Linked DNA regions of Homo sapiens: region 2 is linked to region 1. The links are chromatin loops, found by intact Hi-C in ENCODE. Cell type or tissue: ascending aorta. All regions are shown on one strand. Links, peaks and the distances in the headings refer to the core of each region. The heading gives the core; the rest is flanking DNA.

What was found. Peaks named below come from ENCODE experiments on the same cell type or tissue, not always from the same donor. Only the 100,000 strongest peaks of a DNase experiment are listed, where the experiment ranks them.
Region 2: a loop joins it to region 1, with 2.4 times the contacts of the local background. A loop is called at or near these places in 24 of 110 quality-filtered maps.

The regions. Positions count from the first base shown.
Region 1 is chr15:99,447,561-99,459,802 of GRCh38, reverse strand. No RefSeq gene overlaps it. Among named protein-coding and RNA genes, the nearest start is that of LINC03080, 18 kb to the right of the region's middle. RefSeq lists an enhancer at 6,566-6,875. In ascending aorta, for the core only: no CTCF peak of the experiment used is centred there; DNase peaks (open chromatin) are centred at 3,922, 4,672, 6,892, 8,712 and 4 weaker places; H3K4me3 peaks cover 1,583 bases; H3K27ac peaks cover 5,436 bases.
Region 2 is chr15:99,499,078-99,511,045 of GRCh38, reverse strand. LOC105371019 (a long non-coding RNA gene) reads left to right here and starts at 1,163. Exons shown (of 3, transcript XR_001751710.2): 1 at 1,163-1,465; 2 at 7,521-7,629; 3 at 11,926-11,968. RefSeq lists enhancers at 6,350-6,479, 8,130-8,379, 8,660-8,729, 8,780-8,869, 8,900-9,059 and 1 more and a silencer at 1,895-2,114. In ascending aorta, for the core only: a CTCF peak has its summit at 6,122 (motif pointing right); a DNase peak (open chromatin) is centred at 2,825; H3K4me3 peaks cover 1,393 bases; H3K27ac peaks cover 2,675 bases.

The DNA.
Region 1 (12,242 bases), core at 858-8,857:
CACACAATTTACCTATGAACAAAGTGCACATGTACCCCTGAACTTAAAATAAAGGTTAAAAAAATAATAAAATAAAATAAATTATGTATTTAGAACTTTTAAATTAATGTAATTATTGACCTATTAGGACTTAAGTCTGCCATTTTATTTTTTGTTTTCTGTTTGTTCTGTTTTTCATTTCTCTATTTCCTTTTTCCTGTATTCCTGTGGTTACTGGGACATTTTTTTTTGGATTCCATTTTGATTTATTGATAGTGTTTTGGAGTGTCTCTCTTTGTGTGGCATTTTAACTGGTTGCTCTAGGTATTACATTATATCTATATAACTTTTTTTTTTTTCAGACAGAGTCTCACTTTGTTGCCCAGACTGGAGTGCAATGGTGAGATCTCAGCTCACTGCAACTTCCACCTCCTGGGTTCAAGCAATTCTCCTGCCTCAGCCTCCCAAGTAGCTGCAATAACAGGCCCCCCCGCCACCACACCCAGCCAATTTTTGTATTTTTAGTAGAGACGGGGTTTCACCATGTTGGCCAGGCTGGTCTCAAACTCCTGACCTCAAGTGATCCAACTGCCTCGGCCTCCCAAAGTGCTGGGATTACAGGCATGAGCCACCACATCCAGCCCATTATATCTATATAACTTATCACAGTCTACTGGTGTTGACATTTTACCAGTGCAAGTGAAGTGTAGGAGCACACCTCCCTTTATATTCCTCTACCCTTTCTTATTTATAATATGTCTTAAATATTTCCTCTATATACATTTAGAAACTCATCAAACAGTGCTATAATTTTTGCTTCAATCATGAAACAATTCAGAAATCTCCAGAGGAGAAGGAAAATGTATTTGTCTATATTTTTGCCCTTTCCATTGTTCCTTCTTGTTCCTAATGCTCCAAGATGGCTTCTTTTATCATTGTCTTTCTGTTTAGAGAACTTCCATTCTTTTAGGTCTCTGGTGACAAATTATCTTAGTTTCCCTTCATCTGTGATGTCTTGATTTCCTCTTTCATTCCTGAAGGATATTTTCATGGCATATAGAATTCTGGGCTGAGATTTCTTTTCTTTTCTTTTCTTTCTTTTTTTTTTTTTTTTTTTTGAGACAGAGTCTCACTCTGTCATCCAGGCTGGAGTGCAGTGGCATGATCTCGGCTCACTGCAACTTCTGCCTCCTGGTTTCAAGCGATTCTCCTGCCTCAGCCTCCTGAGTAGCTGAAATTACCAGCACCCATCACCATGCCTGGCTAATTTTTGTATTTTTAGTAGAGATGGGGTTTCACCATGTTGGTCACACTGGCCTTGAACTCCTGACCTCAAGTGATCTGCCTACCTCAGCCTCCTCAAAGTGCTGGGATTACAGGGATGAGCCACCATACCCAGCCTGAGGTTTCTTTTCTTTCAGCTCTTAGGAAATGCAGTGACATTTCTTTTTGGCTCCCTTGGTTTTTAATGAGAAACCCAGTGTCATTTGAATTGTTTCTCCTCCAGGTAAGGTGTCATTTCTCTCTTGCTGCTTTCAATATTTTTCATTTGTCTTTGGTTTTCACTATAATGTGAAAGTTTCACATTAAATTTTACCATGATGTTTCTTGGGATAAATTTCTTTGAATTTATTTTGTTTGAGGGTCACTCAGTTTCTTGAATCAGTAAATTTATGTCTTTTGACAAATTTAGGAAGTTTTCAGCCATTATTTCTTTGAGTACTTTTTCAGCCCTCATTCTCCTCTTCTTCTGGAACTCTGATGACAATAAATGTTAGAATTTTTTAATCATCCCACATATCCCTGAAACTCTCTTGTTCTTCTACTACTACTCTTCTCCTTCTCCTCCTTCTTCTTACTCTTCTGTCTATGTTCTCTTTGTTCAAACTGGGTAATATCTGTCGTTCTATCTTCGAGTTTGTGGATACTTTTCTCAGTCCATTCTACTGTTAAGCCCATCATTGAGTTTTTAATTTCAGTTACTGTATTTTTCAGTTTTAAATTTCTCATTTGGTTCTTCTTTTTATCTTCTATTTCTTTGCCTAGATTTTCTATTTTTCACTTGTTTCAGGTGTGTTTGTAATTGCTTTTTGAAGCATATTTATCATATTTGCTTATCATATTCTAACATTTCATCATCTCAGTATTGGTATATATTGATTGTCTTTTTCATTCAAATCGAGGTTTTGCTGGTTCTCAATAAGACAAGTGATTTTTGACTGAAACCTGGACATTTGGGGTATTATGTTGTGAAATTCTGGATTCTATTTAAACCTTCTGTTCCAGTTGGTTTCTTCTGAGATTGCTCCAGCAGCAAAAGTGGAGACACTGTGCTGTCTTGTTACTGCCAGGTGGAAGTAGAAGTTCATGTTCTCTACTTGTCCTTTATTAATGCCTGGGGAGGGGGGCGGGGGTGGGAAGATCCTTGTTCCTACTAGCCCAGAGTGGCAATTCTACCTCCCCACTAGGCTCCACTGATTCCACCCCTGTGGGAGACAGGGAGGGATGCCTCGTTATTCCTAAGTCCGGGCTCTCCGTGTATTCTCCATTGACGGTGCAGTGGCAGGAGCTAAACTGTTTTCCTCTATAATACTTGCTGTCAAAAATGAAGCTGTGACGAACATCTGTGCTCCAGTGGGAGGATCTAGAGTCTTAGAGGTAGAACTGCTGATAAGAGAAAATGCTTATGACGCTTTGAGAGCAGTGCTTTTCAAATTGGGCATTCCAGTGGGTGCTGGGGACTTCATGAGGGAGCATAGGGAGCTACACGGGTGTCAGGCAGGTGGGGATTTGGGTTCTCCACACTAATTCAGCAGGAGAGGCCTCCCTCTCCCCTGTCCCATTCACTCAGCTCTGAGCCAGATTTCATTTGAAACATTAGTTCCATGGCTGAAAAAAGAGAAAGCATTTGGAAACCACGGTGAAAATATCTGAGTTTCTCTCTATTTGTGGATGTCTGTGATGATATGAATCATAATCCATCCCAGCGACGTTTCTGAGGCTGCTTGGGGAAGGAGCCATGAACCGGAGTATAACTGGCTATAAGAGCCTTTGAAAATAATGAATTTGCCATCAGATTATCTTAAAATGCAAACCATCTTGTTGCATTTAAAACAGCATTTAATTTATAACAAAGCTAATTAACACATCATTTTTCAGACACATATCAATTATGCGAAACGAGGTGCACCTGTACTAAAATTCCTTGGTTCACTGATTCGAAGAAGAACATCAGCAAGAACATCAGCTCGGATGGGCCCTTAGAGAGCAACAATAGATTTGAAATAAGGGACAAGCCAGGAGGTTGCCGGGGGGCGGGTAGGGGGATAGTTGCAAAAATGTTCTGAACTTTAAAATAACGGTCCCTTGCAAACAGAAGTTTTTTCTCCAAAGTGTCTCTCCTCCAGATCTCCCATCTACCATTTCCACCCTGCATGTGAATCTCACTTCTAGAGGCAGCTGCCTCACGTTCAGCTTACGACACCTTCAGAAGCTTTGCTAATAAATGCATATCGAAAAAGCGTTCTGCCCATGGGGACCAATTTCTTTTTCCATCACCCGTGGCTTCTCAACATGAAATTAAAGGCAGAAGCAAGTAATTGCAGCTGGTGGCAGCTCCCAAGGTTTAGCTACTGCCAAGGGATCTGGTCCATGCCTCGTCCCCTCTGTTTCTCCCTCCTCTCATCCAAGGACCAAGCAAAATATGGGGCATGACCTGCAAGAAGGTGATCCTCCCAGCTAGAGCACAGCTCTCTGAGTAGCAGTTCTCAGGAAGCCTGTGAGCTAGCCCAGCCAGGGGCTTTTCCAGGCTTTGTCTCAAGTGCAGGGCTTGGAGAAGAATATTGCCAGCCTTCAGTCCCAACTCAGGACCATCAGTGACCTCATGGGGACCTCACTTTGGTGGGAGAGGTTGGAGGATGATGCTCTCCTCCCAGGGAAGTAAGCCTAAGGGCAGATTCCTCTCTCTGCCCTGGGGGAGAAAGTAAAAGGGAGGGAGGGCTTCTCACAGTGCCCATCTGGCCCTGTGGAGAGTTGCTGGTGACATTTCAGTCAGTCATCCAGTCAAACTCATGTGTACCAAAAAAAAAAAAAAAAAAAAAAAAAAAAAGGCAAGTAGAATGTGCCGAAGGCTTGGAGTCAAGGATAGCATCATGATTTTTGGCTTGAGCTAAGAAACGATGGAGTTGCTGAGATGTTGGGAGGCGTACATAGCTTTTGGGGGTAGAAATCAGGAGTGCAGGCTTGTCAGGGAGGCAGTTGGATTTATGACCCCAGATTTCAGGGGAGAGGGCTGGTCTGGAGATAGAAATGAGGGAGGCACCAGCTGGTTTGGACATTCTTTCCCCAACGGTTTCATACCTGGCAAGGCCTCACTCCCCACTGGTGGGTTGGGTGTGTTCTCCCCCACGGGCCCTGCCCACCTGCCCTCTCTCCCTGCGGAGAGGGGCCTCCCCTGGGGGCCCTCCACTCCTGCCAGCCGAGCTCCTGGGCTGGCGAGTTCTCTCTGTGCTCAGGCCCCAGACGGAACACCTTCTGATAAGATTCCCCAGCCCGCTCACGGCTGCCCACCCACTCCAGCCAAGTGTCACGGAAGGAATGTGGTGGCAGCTGGGCCCGAATCACAAGACAGAAACTCCCAGGACACGTAGGTCAAGCCAGGAAGTGCCTCCTGAAAGGGAGAAGCCCGGACAGGCCGTGCATGGGCGGGGGCTCAGAGGAAACCAGCGCCAGTGAGTCAGCCTGCAGTTCTGTTGGACAGAGTGTGGGCTGCCAGAGAAAACAAATTCCTCCAGCAGGTTTATCTCCTTGTGGAGGAGGCCTAATCAGCAGCACGAAGTGGCAAAGGAGGGAGGCCATATGCTCCTGACCTGGCTGAGCTGCCCATGCCCGGATTAGCTGGGTCAGCCAGGCCGAGCGCCTGGTTCCAGGATGGAGGCTCGCTTCTGGTGGGTCCTGGGTAGGGCAGAGGCCCCCGTACCAAGCCAGCCAGATCCATCCCATCCTAAACCCTCCAGGGGGATGGAGCTCCAACAGAAATGAGGAGGGGCAGAAAGGAGACAAATGAAAGCAAATGTGGGTGCAGAATTTCTGAGGTGCCACAGGAAACTTTCCACAGCCACATGCTGTGCTTTCAGTGGGAAATGTGTTAGGCTTGGCAATGCCAGGGAGGGCCACAGTGCAGGGGAGGTGAATGGTGGCTTCCGGATTTGTGCAGCGCACACTCTGCCCTGCCATCCCCGGGGCCCTGGATGGAAGGTCACAATTCTTTATCTATATGGCTTCAGTGATGTTAGGAGAGGCACATTCCCATCCTCAGCAGGTGCATTTGGAGAATCCATAGCACCTAAGAAAACAGGACAGGTGGGCCCTGCTCAGTGGAGCAAGTCACCTGCCCCTTAACAAGGACCACATGTAACCACCCTCAGTTCTTCCTCCACTCCTGCTTCCTTCTCCAGGGGTTCTCAGAGTGTGGCTCCCAGTCCGGCAGCACCAGCACCACCTGGGAACTTGATAGAAGTGCAAATTCTTGGGCCCTCCCAAGACCTGCTGGATGGGAAACTCTGGGGTGGGGCCTAGTTGTGTGTTTAATAGCCTCACCCCACCACCTTCCCCCAGGAAGAAGCATCTTTCTCCCCTACGCAGCCTGGGGACAGGCAGCTCTGGCCTTGGAATCACTAGGGGAACTTTTAAAAGTGCCCGTGCCTGGGTCTCACCCCTACAGATTCAGATTTCTCTGGTCTAGGTTTTAGCCTGGGCATCAGGATTTTTGGCTGTTTTGCAGGCTGAAAGTGCTTCTGTGTTCTGGGGTGCTGGGCTCAGGGTCATCACCTGGAACCACGAACCATGAGATGGAGGCTTGCACTTGACACCTTGCAGGTCTGACCCTCATGCCTGGGGAGACAGCTCAGCTCAAGAGAGGTGCTTGTCTTCGGCGTGCACCGGAATCATGCCTGGGGAGAGAGCTCAGCTCAAGAGAGGTGCTTGGTCTTCGGTGTGCACCAGAATCATGCCTGGGCTGTGAGGGGGGTGCCCAACCATGCAGATTCCTGGGAATCTTCCCCAGACATCCCAGTTTGGTAGGCCTGGAGTGGGGCTGGGGAGTGTGCATCGTGAGCAATGTCCTGGGTGATTCTGATGTGTGCTCAGGGATCTTCCCTTTGAGAGCCACAGAACAGGGACATCTGAATGAGGTTCTGCTTCCATCTCTACCACTCACCAGCCACAGGCCCCCAGCAAGCCCCTTCACCTATGGTTGCTTTGTGCGTAACTTGGGGAAAACAGCAGCCTCCCTGGACCCCTCAGCACAGTCCTGAGACCACATGGATCTGGGCAAGACTGGCCGCTGTGGATGGCAGGACAGACAGAAGGAACTGCTCGACTGTCCTCCGGCCACCTACAGTTGGCCTGCGTGGAAGGAGTAATACTTACTGAGACTGCCCAGCAGAGGTGGCGAGTGTCGTGGCCGAAAGACCAGGCCCAGAGTGCGTGGGTGCCACTCGCAGCTCCCAGCAGCCGCAGGGAGGGGGCTGTGGGTCCCAGGCAGGCTTTGGGGTGCAAGGCAGGAGAAGGGGCAGGCCCTGAGGTCCCAGGAGCTGGATCTGAGACCAAGAGGCTGCAGGCGCCAGGGAGCTCCTGTTTTCTGATGGGCTTCATGACCTTTGAGACTTCAAGTTCTGTTCAGCTGCCCCTGACCACAGCCGACCACAGCCACTGAACCTGACAGGAGTTTCGTTTTCTTATAGAGCAAGTCCAGAAGCAGGCAGGGCTGGTGGAGCCACATGAGGAAGTGCTGGGGATCCAGGCTCCTTTGAGCATCCGGCTCTGCCATCCCAAGCATAGACTCTGTCCTCAGAGTCGCCAGATGGCCACCCCCAGCCGGACTCCGCTTCTGCATTCAGGCAGGAAGCAGCGAGGAGACAGGGCGGTGGCTGTGTCTGGAACACCACACTTCCCCAGGCGTCCCGGCACCCTGCCACGTGCAACTCACTGGTCAAACTGGATCCCCTCCAGGTCTCAGCTTGGGGGAAAGCTGAGAAATGTGGCTGCCTGGAACAAAAACCAGGTGGTGAGGTGGGAGGTGGAGGCGGGGCAGGAGCGGAGTGGGCTCCTGTCTGGTCTCAGTGGACTCGATGCTCCTTGCCACCTTGGCCACACACAGCAGGGTCACAGTGACCCCACTCCCAGATGGCCACCGGGCAGAACAGGGCCTCCTGCTTCTCGACACTGGACTCACAAAGCCTATAACATATCCCCTGGCTAGAAAGAGCTCACTGAAGTCATCACAGCCAAGCAGTGTGACCTGGGATGCGTCTCTGTGCCCAAGAGCCATGGTTCCCCTGACATTCCCGACTACCCGTGGTGCTTCTAGGAATCAAGTGAGGATACGATTGTGAGAACAACTGAAGGGTTAAAAGGCTGGTAGAAGTACAGAGGATGAAGCCCTGACTCAACCATTGCCCACCTCCCTTCTTCCTCATCATCCCTCAATTCAGACCTAGGTAGGATTTGCCTCTGACCAGGTAGGATTTGCACTCTCACCCTCTTCAATTCTGTTGCTACCACGGGGCGCTCGTGTCTCCCTCCAGCAGTCACTGGCTCTGGAACGAGGGTCCGATGTCTCTGTGTCCCGCACACCGCCAGGCCCTGCGATTAGGTGGCAGGGCCTCTGCCCTGCTCCAGGCCGCATGGGTGTCTGAACTTGGCCGTCTCGTGGCCTTTCTCAATTAGCATTTCTTCACCTGTACAGAGGAGATAATAATGTTGCCTCAACCCAGGTGGAGGCTAGGAGGAAAGGCAAACAAAAGACCTAGCAATGGCAAACCTAAACAGCCCTGGAAATGCTTCATAATCAAAATGTTTTCTCCCTCTTTTGAAAGCAGAAATGGAGGGAGCATGTGAAGGATGGACAGAGGGGAGATGGGTCACTGCTTCCCTGGGCAGAAGGAGAGAGGAGGAGGAAAGGGGGAGGTGGGTTGCTGGAGGCAGGTCGGGAGGGGGCTGGGAGCAGCCCCTCTGTGAGGCTGTGAGGTGCATGAGAAGGGACCGGGTGGCCAAGGGACACTGCCACTCCACTCAGCAGGTATGTGCTCCAAGGCATTGTGTTACTACATGATTTTCAGGACACTGAGGGTGAGATGTCCCTCTCTGGGCTCTGCATGGTGGCCACCAGCTTCATAGGGGTGCTGGATGGGAGAGGACCGTGGGCATGACTCAATTCCACTTATTTAGGGGCAAGGAGGGCAGAGAGTGTCTAGAACCTCTGAGCAGGGAATTTGGGTTGCCACAGTGATCAGAGCCCCACTGCTGGGGCCTCCTCCTGGGGTGACCTGGAGGTTGTCCCAAGACCCTGCCTTCACCTTCACAGCCAAGAGGTTCAAACGGGGTTCATGAGACAGAACCGGCCTTCTGAAGGAGGACTCCAACGTCCTCTCCTCCCAATGCACAGTTTCATTCTTGGTTTTATAATGGCAAGTCTCTGGGTGCACAGGCTCCTGCAAGTCGGGCTCTGAGCTTTCTGGCTCGTCACAGGGAAGTCATAACCTTTCCACAGACACAGGTGTCAGCGTTCCTTTTGCACATCCTCTAGCTTAGGGGGAAGGAGCGGGAAGCTGAGGCTGAGGCTTGTGATTATGCAACCAGGAAAGGGCTGCTCTAGTGCCGAAAATAAGGGTTTGGAGCTCTGCTCTTAGACAGAAGGCTCAAGGGGCGGGGGTCTGGTCATTGTCTTCCAGTGGGTGGGAGCTTTGTTCTAAGCGTGGCTTATCCTTCCTGTGAGTAGCTGACCTCACTGCGGAGAGGCGGTGGTTGGAACGAAGCCAGAGAGACGGGGCTTAGACACAGGGAGTGGTTTCCCGACCGACAAGGTGAAGACAACAAACCACTGGCGTGGGTGGAGAAGAGTCTGGCCCAGGGATCATTTTCATAAATTATTATTTAAAAAATACTATAAAACCGATACTTGCACATGGTGCCCAAATGTGAACACTACGGTAGGGCTTCTCAAAGTGGGGCTCCTGGAGCAGCAGCAGCGGCTGCAGCCTTGCCTGGGAACTTGCTGGAAATGCAGATTCTGCCTCCTCCCCACCTCACCACTCACCGCCAGACCTGCTGAATCAGACACCCTGGGGGTGGGCCCAGCAGACTGTGTTTGAACAAGACCTCCAGGGGACCCTGAGGCACCAGAGTCTGAGAACCCTACGATACAGAGTGGAGACCACAGAAGGCAAACTTCTTACTCCCAGGGCCGTTGCCTGGAGGTACCTTCCTTTATTCACGTTCTCACACAGATGGGATCACTCCCAGCACCACACTGCTCAGCGCTCCACACTTTCACCTAATAAATAGATCTTAGATCCACCCACCTTTTGCCAACTCCAGAACTTAGGTATCAACCTCATTCTGCTTTTTTTTGTTTTGCTTTGTTTTGTTTTGTTTTGTTTTGAGACGGAGTCTTGCTGTGTTGCCCAGGCTGGAGTGCAATGGTGCGATCTTGGCTCACTGCAACCTCCGCCTCCTAGGTTCAAGTGATTCTCCTGCCTCTGCCTCCCAGGTAGCTGGGACTACAGTTATGCACCACCACGCCCAGCTAATTTTTTTTTTGTATTTTTAGTAGAGATGGGGTTTCACTATGTTGGCCAGGCTGGTTTCAAATTCCTAACTTCAGATGATCCACTCGCCTCGGCCTCCCAAAGTGCTGGGATTACAGGCGTGAGCTGCCACGCATGGCCAACCTCATTCTTTTTTATACCTGTGTAGAATTCCTTTCCAGGGGAAGAGGGGCATAATTCATTCAGCCATTGCCCCATCCATGGCATTTAGGCTGTTTCTAGATGGTTACTCTCTCAAAGGCTGGTGCCGTAAGCATTCCTGTGAGTCTGTTTCTGGGGTAGATAACGCCTAGTAAACGCATTGCCGGGTGGAATGGTGTTTGCAGTGCCAATTTTGCCAGAACCTAGATAGCCCTAAAACAGGCTCCATCAATTTATATTTTCTCCCAAAATATAGAAAAAAATTCCCTTTTGCCGTTCTTTCATCAGTACTAGAATTGTGAGTCTCTTCCATTTTGCCAATCTGACAGGTGAAAATGGAGAGTCAGCATTTTGATTTGCATTTCTTTAACTATGAGTGTCCTTGGGTGACTTTGCACGTAGAAATGATTCATAGCCAATTCTATTTCTTCTGTGAACTGTCTGCTCACAGCTTTTCTCCCTGCCTCCCACCCCATTTTTCCTTTGGGTTGTTGTACTTTTTCTTATTGATTGGAAGAGCTCGTTGTATATTAAAGAAAATGGAAATTATTGTATATTACAAGTGGTTTTCCCTGGCACTTCTTTTGTCTTTTGTCTGAGTTGTGGCGGTGGCCATTATTATTGTTATTATAGGACATGAAGCGGTTTCTGTGAATGATGTTAAATGTATCTGGTTTGATGCTTCTGGTTGCGTGTTATGTTTTAAAAAGCTTTTTCCACTTTGATATATATTTTTTTAAATTCACGTTTTCTTCAAGTTCTTCAAGTCCAAGCCTGAGCTCCAGGACTAGACAATTTGGGTTCAAATCCTGGCTCTCCTGATTCTTGGGTGACTCCATGCCTCACTTTTCTATTCTGTAAAGTGGGGATAAGGAAACCTGCCTCATAGCATCAGGTTGGGTGTGTGCTTCTCTAGGGGAGGCCTCCTCAAATGCTCAACTGAAGAAGGTTAATCACGCCTGTAATCCCAGCACTCTGGGAGGCCGAGGCGGGTGGATCACCTGAAGTCAGGAATTCGAGACCAGCCTGGCTAACAAAGTGAAACCCTATCTCTACTAAAAATACAAAAAAAGAATTAGCTGGGCGTGGTGCTGCACACAGCTACTTGGGAGGCAGAGGCAGAAGAATCACTTGAACCTGAGAGGCGGAGGTTGCAGTGAGCCGAGATCGCACCATTGCCCTCCAGCCTGGGCGACAGAGCAAGACTCTGTCTCAAAAAACAAAAAAACAGGTTAACTTGAAAGATTCCCTGATGCCCCACTGGAACCGGCACCTGGATCAGACGGCCTTTCACAATTATTTCCAGGATCTCCCGGCTCGGAGAACAAGAGGCTTTCCCTGCACCTGGACACATGACTGCCTCCTTCACTGCTGCTTCTCCACCTAGACGGGGGAACTCCCCAGGAAAGGGGTTCAGGTTCTGCCTTGGAGGTTGGCAAACCCTGGAGGAATTGTGGGGTCCCTGGGAGACTGTTATGGGCTGAACTGCGTCCTTTTTCAAAGTTCTTGTTGAAGTCATAACTCCCTGTACTTCCAAATGTCACCATATTTGGAGACAGGTAATTAAATTAAAATGAGGTCATTGGGGGTTACGAATCCAGCCTGACTTGGTGTGCTTAGAAGAAGAGGACATTTGGACACAAAGGAAAGATAATGTGAGGACACAGGAAGAAGGTGGCGGTCTACAGAGCAAAGTGAGGGGCCTCAGAAGAAACCAAGCCTGCCAACATCTCTATCTCAAACTTCCAGCTGCCAGAATCCTAAGAAAACATGCTTCTGTTGTTTAAGCGACCGGGTCTGTGGTGTGTTGTGGTGTGTTGTGGCGTGTTGTTAGGGCAGCCAGAGGAGACTAGCAGAGACACCGTCCATGAGGCCTCCCTGCCTCTGCTTCTCTAGGCCCCAAGCTGGGTGGGGAGTGTGGATTATCTGGGTGTCTTTTACCCCTTATCTGATGCTGCAGACCATGACCCAGGTGCAGACAACTGTTCTCTCCGTTCTCTCTTTCTCCCCTCCCACAGTCACCCCTCTCCCCCCACCGAATAATATGAAAGACAATATGTGGGGCTTTGGGTCTGGACGAAGATCAAAGCCAAAGGACAGGTGCTCAGGCAGAGTGTGAGGAGGCTTCCTTCACTGGGCGAGGATAGAGACATCCACGTGGACCTCCCGAAAGCCCTGGCAGACCCCCAGAGGCCTGCACGCAGCTGCAGCAAAAACAGGTGTGGGGGCCGCAGGAAGCTGGCAGCCTCCATAGGCCCCGCGCTGGGGAGTGCAGCACAGCGGGTGGACGGAGGTTAACGTGGGGGAAGAGTGATGGGGAAAGCGCGTGGCACCTGGCTCTAAGATTGCGGGTCCTCCCTGCAGGCTGGCCCGGAGATTGTGGGCGGGGCCTCCTCGGGGCAGTGGGCGTGTCCAGGCACTGCGCTAACCCCGCCCCCCGCCCCCGTGCCTCCCCTTCCTCTGTCTCTGCAAGCATGCCAGCTTGACCCCAGAGCAATGGGATGTACAGGGAGG
Region 2 (11,968 bases), core at 1,617-9,616, 50 kb before region 1:
CACAAATGGGAAGTTTGTAGTCTTCTTGGATGGCCAGTGGCTTTAGTAAGTTCTCCAAATCCACTGTGGTGCTTGTTTGCAGGCAGAATTATCACAGCAGAGTTACTGTTCCCTGAAACTTTAAACAGTGTTATGTAATGTCACACAATGTGGTTAACTGAGATTTTAACACAAATTATGGCATTATTGAACCCAACAGGCTCCACTTAGATTTGTCTTTTTTTTTTTTTTTGGTGGTTTTTTTTTTTTTTTTTTTTTGAGATGGAGTCTCGCTCTGTCACCCAGGCTAAATTACAGTGTGCAATCTCAGCTCACTGCCTCCGCCTCCTGGGTTCAAGTGATTCTCCTGCCTCACCTCCACAGTAGATGGGACTACAGGTGCGCACCACCACAGCCGGCTAATTTTTGTATTTTTAGTAGGGATGGAATTTCGGGGTTTCACCATGTTGGCCAGGCTTGGACTCCTGACCTCAAGTGATCTGTCCACCTCAGCCTCCTAGAGTGCTAGGATTACAGGTGTGAGCCACCGTGCCTGGCCTCCACTTAGATTTGGAAATTGACATACAGCTGTGGTACTGCATCCCTAATCTACTCCTTATGCAAATATACAAGGTGTAGGCTACTCTAGGGCCAGAGCAGCAGTGGTATTAGTGACTTACTTCATCTTGAATTCACAGAGAAAGTCTTAGTATCCTCTATTTTACAGATGAGGAAAGAGACGCTAAGAGAAATTGAGGAACTTTGCTGACCTGATGTAACTAGATGGGACTAGAAACCTTGGCTCGCGGACCACAGAGTTGACATTACAGCCATTCACATGAGTTTGCATTTGTCATCTGAACCTTCTGGATTTCTATCATGTCACTTGCTGCGGTCTCTTGTATTTGTGGGAATTAAAATTAAATTGTGATGGTTTTTATTGACTTCTTTTCCCAAACATGTGCAACACCAAACAGAAAATAAAAGATCACAGATGGGACTCTGGAATATGATTTCTTTAACAAACAATTTTATAAATGTATCAGGCCCAACTTGCTTGGTTGGCCAGATGCTAAAATTGTATCGCAGAAGTTTGGGCAACTTCTGAGGAAATGGGCTGCTTCCTGTGTGTATTTCTCAAGTCTGCTGTGGCTTTAGTCCCACCACCCTCCCACCCCCAGGCGCATCTGGCTAGAGTGTGTGGATGGGGCAGACCAGCCAGGTCCAGCCAGGCCAGCATCTCAAGAGCATAGAGCCAGGGAGCATGCGCAGAACCCCAAGAGCAGGGGCATGTGGGCACCTTGATTTCCCAGGGGAAAAAATATTACAGGAAGTGTGAACCAACAGCCAAAAGAAGGTAAGAGTCAGAGGCCTAGGTGGACAAAAGGACGCGGTGAAGAAGAAGATAATCTGGGGAGGTGCAGAAAAACTGAGAGGAACCGGCAGATGCAGACAGAGGAAGAAAGCCACGTCTGTGCAGCGAAAGGTCTGTGCGAACTAAGTGGCAATGAGAGACCGTGCCTCCGTGTCCAGGGATATTGTGGAATCCTCTCTCCCACGCCCCTTGTTTTAGTTAGGCCACTCTTGATTGGAGATGTGGGAGAGAACCTTAACTGGACAATATTTAGCTAAAATAAGAGAATGATACCTCCTGAAGCCAAACTGTGGGGTGGGGAGTTGGGTACCTGCCATGGGGTAAGTGGGGCGTCTTTGGCTGCTCTCTACCTCTCATCTCGGCCTTTCTTTCTGAGTGGGCTTCACTGTCTCAAACCACTCCTCCATGAGGCAGGAGACAGCATGCCTGGGCTTTAGGATCTCCCGCTCCCCTTTCCAGTTTCCAGACCAGAGATGAGAGACCACATTCCTCCACCCCTACCATAGGAAAAGTCCTTGTAGGGTTAGGCCACGTGCCCACCCCTGGGCCAATGACTGCACCAGGGGCAGGTGTGGTACTAGGATTGGCCCAGATCTGGTCATGTGCCCACCCTCTGAGCCAATTACTACATGAGGGGCAGGTGTGGTACTAGAATTGGCCCAGATTTGGTCGTGTGCCCATCCCCTGAGCCAATCACTGCATCAGAGGCAGGTGTGGTACTATGATTGGCCCAGATTTGGTCATGTGCCCACCTCCTGGGCCCATCACTGCATCCAGGGGTAGGTGAGGTACTATGATTGGCCCAGCTTTGTCTATGCCCCTATCTGTGGGGTAGGAGAGGCAAAATCTTTACCAGGGACAGGGCGATCAGAGTGCTGTTCAAATGCTATAGCGTTCCGTTTTGCTGTCCACGTGTTTTCGTCATGTTCCGGCAATGGCTTGATCTATAAGGACTCAACTGAGAGCAGCCAGGCTGTCCTTGCTGGATGGTCATATCAGGATCTTGCAGGGTGAGGACAGTTGCATAAAGTGTATTAAATTATATGATTCATTTCCTTTGCTTTGAATCACAATATTTATTTTTATTTGAAATTTCAAATAATATTGAAGAAGGGCACACAATGTTTACATTGATCAAAATGGGACATAGGTTTAAAATGTTGGAGAATCGGCATTATAAAGGAGAGTGTTCCAACTGCCTTGCCAGCGGCAGAATTCATTCCTGTTTGAACAAAGGCTGACTTCATCTCTTTAGTTCTTTGTGGGGTGAGTGGAGGAAATGGTCCACAGTGGTCAGCCACATTCAGAGGGAGTAGGGGACGGGGAAGGAACTGCCCACGTACTGAGCACCTACCGTGCATCAGGCACATCGTGTGCAGTTTCTCAAAGTGACCCCGTTTCATCCGTTTGGCACCTCGGCGAGGTGCAGCTGCTCAGGCTATTTGTCATAGAGGCACCCGGCCTTCAGACGGGCGTCTTGGCAACTTACTTAGACTCTCTTTCAAGGTGCTTCCAAGTTTGCCACGTGGATAACAGTCCATCGTGTCTGCGTCAAAGTACAGAGAAGATTGATGGGATGGGGCTGGCAAAGACAAGAGTGATGAAGACACTCCTTTCTGTTCTGAAACCTTATTAGGATACCGAGAGTTCTTTCCATGCAGAATCCACTAGGGCTTTGGTTATGCCGCAGCCTTGAAAAAGACCAGCCTGTTTCCATTTCCTGCCTAAAGCCAGCTCTCAGCAGAAAGTGGTGGGGCTTAGAGGAGGGCTGGGTGACCACAAGCAGAACACCACTGGAGCCACATGGCCCTCACTGTGAGATGGGGTGACAACGCTAACCTTTGGGGATTTCAGTGCGAGACAGAGAACAACGATGCCTTTTCTGGAGCTGCTACAAGGCACATAGGATGTACCAGATACATGCTAGCTAGTGTTACGAAGCGAGCATAAACATCTGCCTACTTATTTTTATTTATTTATTTTTACCCTGAGCTTGGAGGCCTAGCTTTGCTCAGCTTTCTGGATGCCAGCCAAGCTAAATTAACACTCTTATCTTCTGGCCCCTGCAGCTGGCGGCCTCCACGTAGTCTTTGCGGCATTCTTTTTAGGCTCAGCCGTGTGCACTGGGAAGTCGTCCCGGGCCATCCCAGACTGTCCTATGCTCTGGGCTTTTTTGCCTACTCTACGGCCAGCTGAGCCCATGTTTCTGTGCAAGCAAAGCAAGGTCACTGAGGCGGCCCGGAGTCGCACACAGTGGGAAAAAAACATCTTGCTGTGAGAGTGAAGGAGGGGCCACAGATATTCAAAATAATTGTGTCTGCTGGCCAAAACTTCACCCAATTGTGCCAGAGGGGATTCAGCTAGATGTATTTGATGTACCTAGCAATGTCAGCAGTACCACGGGACGCTGCTCCCCAGGTTTTCTTAGGCTACTCTTCTCAAACTCTAAAATGCATGCTTAATCCCCTAGGGACCTGCCTAAAATCCAGATGCTGACTGAGAAAGTCTGGGGCGGGGCTGGAAATTCCAAAATCATAACAAGCTCTCAGGTAATGTCCCTGATCTCTCTGATGACCACTTTCCAAGAAGCTAGGCTTATGGTGTTATTTAGAAAACTTCAGTCATGATTTTTGCCACATGTCATCTTTTTTTAATTATTAAGCTTTTATTTTTCAAAAAAATTTATTTGTAAAATGTATGGGGTATACATGTAATTTTGTTATAGGTTGATGCAAGAGTAATTGAGGTTTTCTCATTACTTTTAACCACAATTACTTTTGCACCAACCTAATACCTGGATAATTACAGAGTGGTAAACTCAGGGCTTTTGGAGTATCCATTGCCTGAATAACGTAGACTGTATCCATTAGGCAATTTCTCATTATCCACCCCCTTCACACCAAACCCCCTCTTCCAAATATTCATTGTCTATCATTCCATACCATACGTCTGTGTGTACACATGATTTAGCTCCTACTCATAAGTGAGAACATGTGGTGTTTGTCTTTCTTTATCTGAGTGTTTCATTTAAGACAGGCCTCCAGTTCCATTCATGTTATTTCAAAAGACATGATTTCCTTCTTTTTCATGGCTGAATAGTATTCCATTGTATATATATGCCACATTTTCGTTATCCAATCATCTGTTGATGGACACTTAGGTTGATTCTATACAGTGCTGCAATGAACATACAAATACAGGTAATTTTTTTTTTTTTTGAGATGAAGTCCCTCTCTGTTGCCCAGACTGGAGTGCAGTGGTGCAATCTCGGCTCACTGCAACCTCCACCTCCCAGGTGCAAGCAATTCTCCTGCCTCAGCCTCTCAAGTAGCTGGGATTACTGGCACCTACCACCATAGCCGGCTCATTTTTGTATTTTTAGTACAGATGAGGTTTCACCATGTTGGCCAGGCTGGCCTTGAACTCCTGACCTCAAGCAATCTGCCCGCCTAAGCCTCCCAAAGTGCTGGGATTACAGGCATGAGCTACCATGCCTGGCCACTTTTTGATATAATGATTTATTTTCCTTTGGATAGTGTTTGTATTAATTTACATTTCCACCAATGGTACATACACATTCCCTTTTTTCTGCGTCCTCACCAACATCTGTGTTTTTTTGTCTTTTTACAGCCATTCTGACTGGTGTAAGATGATATCTCCTGGTTTTAAGTTGCATATAATTTACTTTTTAATTTTTTTTAATTTTAAATTACTCTTCTTCATATTGACCTACCTTTTTTTTTTTTTTTTTTTTCCTTTTTGAGACAGGGTGTCCTCTGTCACCCAGGCTGGCGTGCAGTGACACAATCACAGTTCACTGCAGTTTCCACTTCCCAGACTCAGATGATTCTCCTGCCTCAGCTTCCCAAGTAGCTGGGAGGCATGCACTACCATGCACAGCTAATTTTTGTATTTTTTGTAAAGACAGGGTTTTGCCGTGTTGACCAGGCTGATCTCAAATTCCTGGGCTCAAGCAATTGCCTACTTCAGTCTCCCGAAGTGCTGGGATTACAGGCATGAGCCACTGTCCCTGGCTGACCTGCCTTTTAATGTAAACTTATGTGTATTGCCATGAAATCACAGTTTTGAGGAATGATTTTTGTTTTAATACATCTTAAAATGAACATGTAACCATTAACATGAGAACTATATGTTGATAATAACTGTATGTTCCAACGGTGGTGTGGCATCATGTTCTAAGAAACACTGGCTTCAGGGCTTCTGAAGGAAACCATAGCCTGGACTGCCCAGACCCTGTTTTTTGGACTCTTTAATATGAGCAGCACTGATGCTTCTGCAGGAGCACTGGGGATTCTGGAATGGAGTCAGGGTGATTTTTGGACAATGTATTGACTGCAGCAAAGAGCACCTTCCTGTGCCCAGCAGGCTGCGTGAAAGCAGACTGCTCCTACCCAGTGCCAGGGCACCTAAGAGGGTGACGAATGGCAGTGGGCTGTCCCTCCAAAGCCGTGTCCAAAATGCTTTTTATGCTTGGCCACAAATTTTGTAAAAACCTATGCAGCGACTAGAGAGTAGGAAAAAAAATACCCAAATTCCCTGCTGACTCTGAGGTGCTTGTTTACAAAGTGAAACGTCCCTGGTGAATTGTTTCATTTACAATTAAATCTAACAATAAGCTATTGTGGCTAAATTAATTTCAAGCTAATTTCACAGGAACCCCATGTCCTGTATCAATTCTAAACAAAAGAGTGTGGTGTCGGGCAATATGACTCATTCTGAAGCCAGGCCTCCAGGAGGAGCTCCAGGAGGTTGATGAATAAATGCTAGGTTAAGAGAGCAATGCTCAGGTACCCTGCAGGCCAGGCACACTGCTGTGACGGGTTCTGGAAGCCCCTGTAGGTTGTGCCAGTCACGTACCAGAGACTGGCTTTCTACTGAGAGCACCAACCCCTGAGCAGCCCTTGACTGAGGCAGAGTTTTCCACTAGAACCTGGCCCGCTCTGACCACAGCCTGGAGGAGCCCGGTCCTGGCCACGAGTGTTTCTGCGTAGGGTCTTTAGTCCTATGGACACCTTGATGGGCCAAACACCTTCACAAATAGCATCCCACTTCATCCTCGCCCTGAGAAGTCCGCATGGGTCTCTCCTTTTTATGATGCAATAAGTAAGCTCAGAACCACCCCGAGTAATCATCTCAAAGCCATGTAAGAAGGAACTTTCAGAGCTAGGGTTTCCACCCAGACCTAGTGAGCCTGGTCCTTCTGTCCCTTCAGAGAAACAGTGGCCATAAAGATCCCCTACTCCATCTAGTTGGTCCCCCCCATCTCCCCACAGTGAAGATCTCTGAAGTTTATCTGGAAGCTTTTTCCTTTGAGTTTCAGATTTGACTCTGGTTCCCAATTTGGCTGATGTCAGTTACTCACATTTGAATGTGAGTGATTTTGAGAACAGACTTTGGGCCTCTCTGCTCTATGGTGGTGGGGGTGAGGAGGCCAAGGAAACCTCATCTCAGCCTCAGAAAGGGGAAGCTGAGGATGCCAGTGAGAAGCTTGGCAGGATACCTTTATTTTTAGGGGCAATGGCCACAGAGTCTTTTTCCTCATGCTGCTTTGTCAAAAGAACAGATCCGTGCACATCCCACCTTCTCTGGAACTAAGGCTCCAATGATGCATGAGTCTTCATTTTCACAAGCAATAAGCACCTGCCTGTGGGTGTTTTCAATTATGTTAGAGAATAATTCTTTCCTGGTTGGGCAACTGGTTTGGATTATTAAGATGACCTTCGAAAGAATTCACAGAGCGGGTCCTTCATAGGGTTTCTGAAGTGATGCATTTTAATTGAGATTGTTTCTGCAAAGGAAAAGATTAGGTCAGTGATACCACTCTCATGTTTCCTGTTTGCTCCCTGCCACTGTGGTCTCCTGTCTTGGCCTTCCCAAACGGGACAGGTTGTGTCTGAAGGCAAGAAGAGAACCATCGGTTGGAAAATCTGGAGTCCTGGGGAAGGAAGGCTGTGAGACGGTTTGCCTGTGTCAGGGCTTGGGGAGCATGACATTTGTGTACCTGAGCAGGATGTCATTTCCCGCTGAATAACCCGGGCACCTACCCAGCCTTTATTTTGGCCCCGACTGTGTGTTAAATGCAACCAATATCTCCTCTGAAAGCTCCTAAGAACAATCTGAATTGATGGGGCTGTTTTGTTTCCAGCCAAAGGATGCTGGTGGCATCAGCGAGGAAGGCAAACCCCGTGACCGTAAGAGCTGAACAAGGAGGCGGGAGCCATCTCTGCTGGCCAGGGTGATCGGTGCATTCAGGGGTGAGGAATGACAAGAGCAGTGCCCTGAAATATTTGTTTCTCTTCTTGTCGTGTTTTTTCTTTGTTATCTGATGGCTTACATCTGACTTTCCCAACAGGCTGCAAAACAGTAATGATTGCTGCCTGGGGGAGGTGACCTTTAAGTGGAAATACTGTCCTTGTGGGCAAAAGGCCACAAACAAAAGGTCAACATGTGGACCAATGGGGAGCTGCCTTATTTGCCCACCTGGGGCCTTTACCCCGATTCGGCCTTGCCCTTCCCACCCCTCCTCCCCCCAAGCAGATGGATGGGAGGGGGGCTCCGACATCCACATCCAAGCGTTGAGTTCTTCCCTCTCCTCCTGGCCCTGACCGATTTTCCACAGAATCTGGTTTCATCCCAGTGTTGCACTCCTAGCAATGGGAGGGAGGGCTGGTGCCGCCCACAGTGAGTAGCTTTACTGTTGACGGCTCAAGTACTTCTAGCCACGGTGGGCTTTCCTTCAGCTCAGTCCCATCTTCAAGCTGGATAAACGCAGTCCTCAGGGGAGGGGCTCCCCTCCTTGGTGCCTCACCCCAGGCTCCTCCACAGTGGAGGGGCTTTCCTTGTGGTTCTCGGCCCTCTCATGAGTTCTCTCCCAGCTCCTTGGTCTTTGTCAGGCCTCTGCTCCTCTTCCTGGAGGCAGAATCTCTGTGTCCCTCAGCCTCTCCATGCTGCTTGGTTTGTGTCCTTGGGTGGAGCACCTTGGAGGCTCTCAGAGAACCTTCTCAGGCCAGCCCCAGTGTGTTTCTTGTGTGAAAGGAGGCCCTTGTTATGAGCTTTGGTTTCCCAGCACCTGAAGCATGATCTTGATATTTATGTGGAGAATTGCGTCTCTCACTCTTTTTTTTTTTATTTTTTGAGTCTTTGTGAAGAGCAAAACCACCTCTCTGAAAGGTAAGTGATGGTCAGATACTTCCTTTTTCCAGCCTGCCTTGCAGCTGGGGCTCAAAGAGTGGGGCTTCCCAGCCAGGTGAAGGTGCCAACACCAGACTCAGAGCTGGTGACTCAGGAGGGAAGGGACAGTGGTGGCCGCAGGAGCAGTGGCAGCCAGGCACAGCTCCTGGGGTGGGCGAGGTGTGGGTGCTCAGAGGTGGTGGCAGGGTTTCCCCATCAGCCCTGTTCTGTGGTGTGATTTGACTCATGGTTCCTCAAAGATCAGCTCTGTGCCTGTGTGTCCTCTAAAATGATTCGGAGCTGCCCCATAGCCTTTCACGAGACTCCCTTTCACTGAAATTAGCCAAAATAGGTGTCTGTTGCTTGCTACTAAGAACTTGTTGCAAACGGCATTTCCCTCTACTTGAAGCCCATTCTCAAGGTTTCTGTATCTTATTTTCCTTGTTGGCCGGCAGCCTCTACCCAAAGAAAGGGAGGGAAAGCCATCTGAATTTCCGAATGGATTTCTTTAAACACATGGCAGTGACAATACTCTTTACAAAGCCCAGGCTTTGGTTTCTTCAAGTAAATTGAAGGTGAAGGGGAGGGACAAAGGGGCAGCAAGTCTCTTGAGAAGCCCACGTGTGCCGTGGCACCAGAAGCATGGAGGGGCCCCAGCGGATGGGCCACACGTGGTTTCCCAGAGCCCCCAGTTTCCCAGGGTGGCGCAGCCAACGTTTCCATGCCATGTAGAGAGGACAGGTGTGCCTGAGAGCAGGCTGCAGAGCCTTGGTAGTGGGATAAAGAGAACACGGGGCACCTGCTTAGGTCTGGCAACTGGAGAGTGGAGAGGCCACAGATACAGGGGGTAGCTGGGTAGGTGTCAATGTCCTGGGGCCAATGAACATTGACTGTCTGGGTTGCAGACACACGGTGCCTCCCAACCCGGAATACACCTCACTCAAGTTTAACACCTGGTGAGAAAGAGAGGAAAGAGGAATAAAAAAAATCCATAACTGATTCCATTTTTACTTAAAGGACAGTGAGAAAATTTTGATAGTGACTGAATGTAAATAAGGGGTTAGGAGCTGCACTAAATTCAATCAAAAAAATTAAGTAAGTTATTTGCCTGTATAAGCCTGAAAAATTTCAACCTTCCTCACCTCTTGGGGTTACCATAGGTTTTGGAACAAGGTGGAGATTGGGGCTAGAAAACCCACCGTCTTCCAACTCGGCTTTATCCTTCTCTTTAAGAACCAGGCTTTCTGCACTTGATGTGGTTACATCTTTGAACTTACTGGCAAGAAACATATGTCTGTAAATTGGCCTTGAAAAGTGATACCCATATGCAGGTTATAGAGAAGGGCTAGGATCCTTATTCCAGGAAATCCTCTGCTTTCCTGGGAAGAAGATTACTGCAGTGAATGAAAACAAGATGAAACAAAACCAAAGGAATCAATACATTCCATCTGCCTTTGCTGCTTCAGCCTGTTTTGGGAAGCTCAGGTGCAGAGGTTGTTGAGAGCCTGCTGAGAAAGTTTGCCGAAAAGGTCAGCATTCTTGGTCATCAGGGCTAGCCCCAGATCTGCTATTGCAGGGACTCTCTTCTGCACCCTCCAGCTTTATATTTTCTGGAAACATCTCCCCTGATCAAGCATGAATGGGACTGACCAAACCCTGCCTGCTTTGACGGCATGTTACCTTGCACAATACTCAGGCTAATAACACACACCCTCCCATGGGTGTTTGTTGTTTGGGGCCCTCCACCTTCGAGGACAGACACTGTCCTGTTTTGAACTCGAGGCAGGAACTTTGACACCTGCCCTTGGCTGTCTCAGGAGCTCCAGGAAGTGTCACTTTATGCCATAGTGAAGGTGCTCTTCTGTATGGCCCCTGCCTTCCTTTGCAGTAGACAACTCACCCCTCTCCAAAAATGCCACCCATGTTCACACTGCTGTGTCTTTAGACACATTATCTCAGCCCAGGATGCCCATCAGCCTGCCCTACCCCACTCCAGCTCCCTGCCTACTGCAATAGGATGTCCTAGACTCTGCTAATGACCAGGCGCCACAGGATGGAGAAGCCAGCGCACAGGAAACACGAATGGTGAAATCCAAGAAGCCACCCTCCCTTTTTTTTTTTTTTTTTTTTTTTTTGATCTGTCTCAACAGATCCTCACTCCGTTGCCCAGGCTGGAGTGCAGTGGTGCGATCTTGGCTCACTGCAACCTCTGCTTCCCAGGTTCAAGCAATTCTTGTGCCTCTGCCTCCTGAGTAGCTGGGACCACAGGCATGTGCCACCACACCCAGTTAATTTTTCTATTTTTAGTAGATATGGGGTTTCACCATGTTGGCTAGGCTGGTCTCAAACTCCTGACCTCAAGTTATCCGCCTGCCTAGGCCTCCCAATATGCTGGGATTATAGGCGTGAGCCACCACACCCATCGCAAGAAGCTACTCTGAGCTGAAGATCAATCAGTTTATCTAAAATGGGACTGGAAGGCAAGGTGTGGCTTGGACATTGACCAGATGTGTGGTGGTGATGGATCATTTGACCTCTCTAGGCCTCTACTTGCTCAGCTCTGAGCTGATGGGGCTAGATGGATGAGTCCTGTCTGCCACATTAGCCTGCGACTGTAAGTCTGGGTTTGCTCCAAGATGGTTCACCCACATGGCTTGTGGCAGGAGGCCTCAGCTCCTTGCTGCATAGACCTCTCCATGGGGCTGCCTGAGTGTCCTCACAACATGGCAGCCAGCTTCTCCAGTGCTAGTGATTTGAGAGCGACAAGGGCAGAAGCCACAATGTCTTTTATAGCCGTACCATCACTCGACCTTACTCCATCGGTCACGTGGGCCAACCCTGATCCGATGTAGAAGGGGACCACACAAAGCATTGATACTAGGAGGTGGGACTACAGATGGCCATATTGGAGGTGGCTGTCACCAAGCTCAAAATCCAAACTTAGTTAGGCTCATCTGAATTATCAAGAAATCGATCTGGAGGATTTCCTAGGAGTTCCTGCCCGCAGGGTTTGTATCCTGCCCCTTCCGTGCCCAGGAGTGATAGGTCCTGTGGAGCTGGATACCAGAGAAAATCTTTTCATGACACCAGGCAATGCCAGACATAGAGTTGACAGTCAAGCAGGCGCCACAAAAGGGATCTGAGAGCCTAAGGCTTGGAAAGTCCAGAGGCTCAGCAAATGTAGGAGGGCCAAGTAGGAGCCAAGTTGGAGCTGAGTGCAGGAATACACGATTTCTTTCTTCTTCTTTTTTTTTTATTTTTGGAGGAGGGAATAAGTCATTCATAGTTAACATCAAAGTAAATGTGTTCAGATTAATACCTTGAATTATATTAATGTGCTTTCTTTTTTCACTCCTTATTTGTGATTTCCACCTACTTAGCCACAGTTTCCATTATCTTCATGAGCAGTAGCTGGAATGAAGG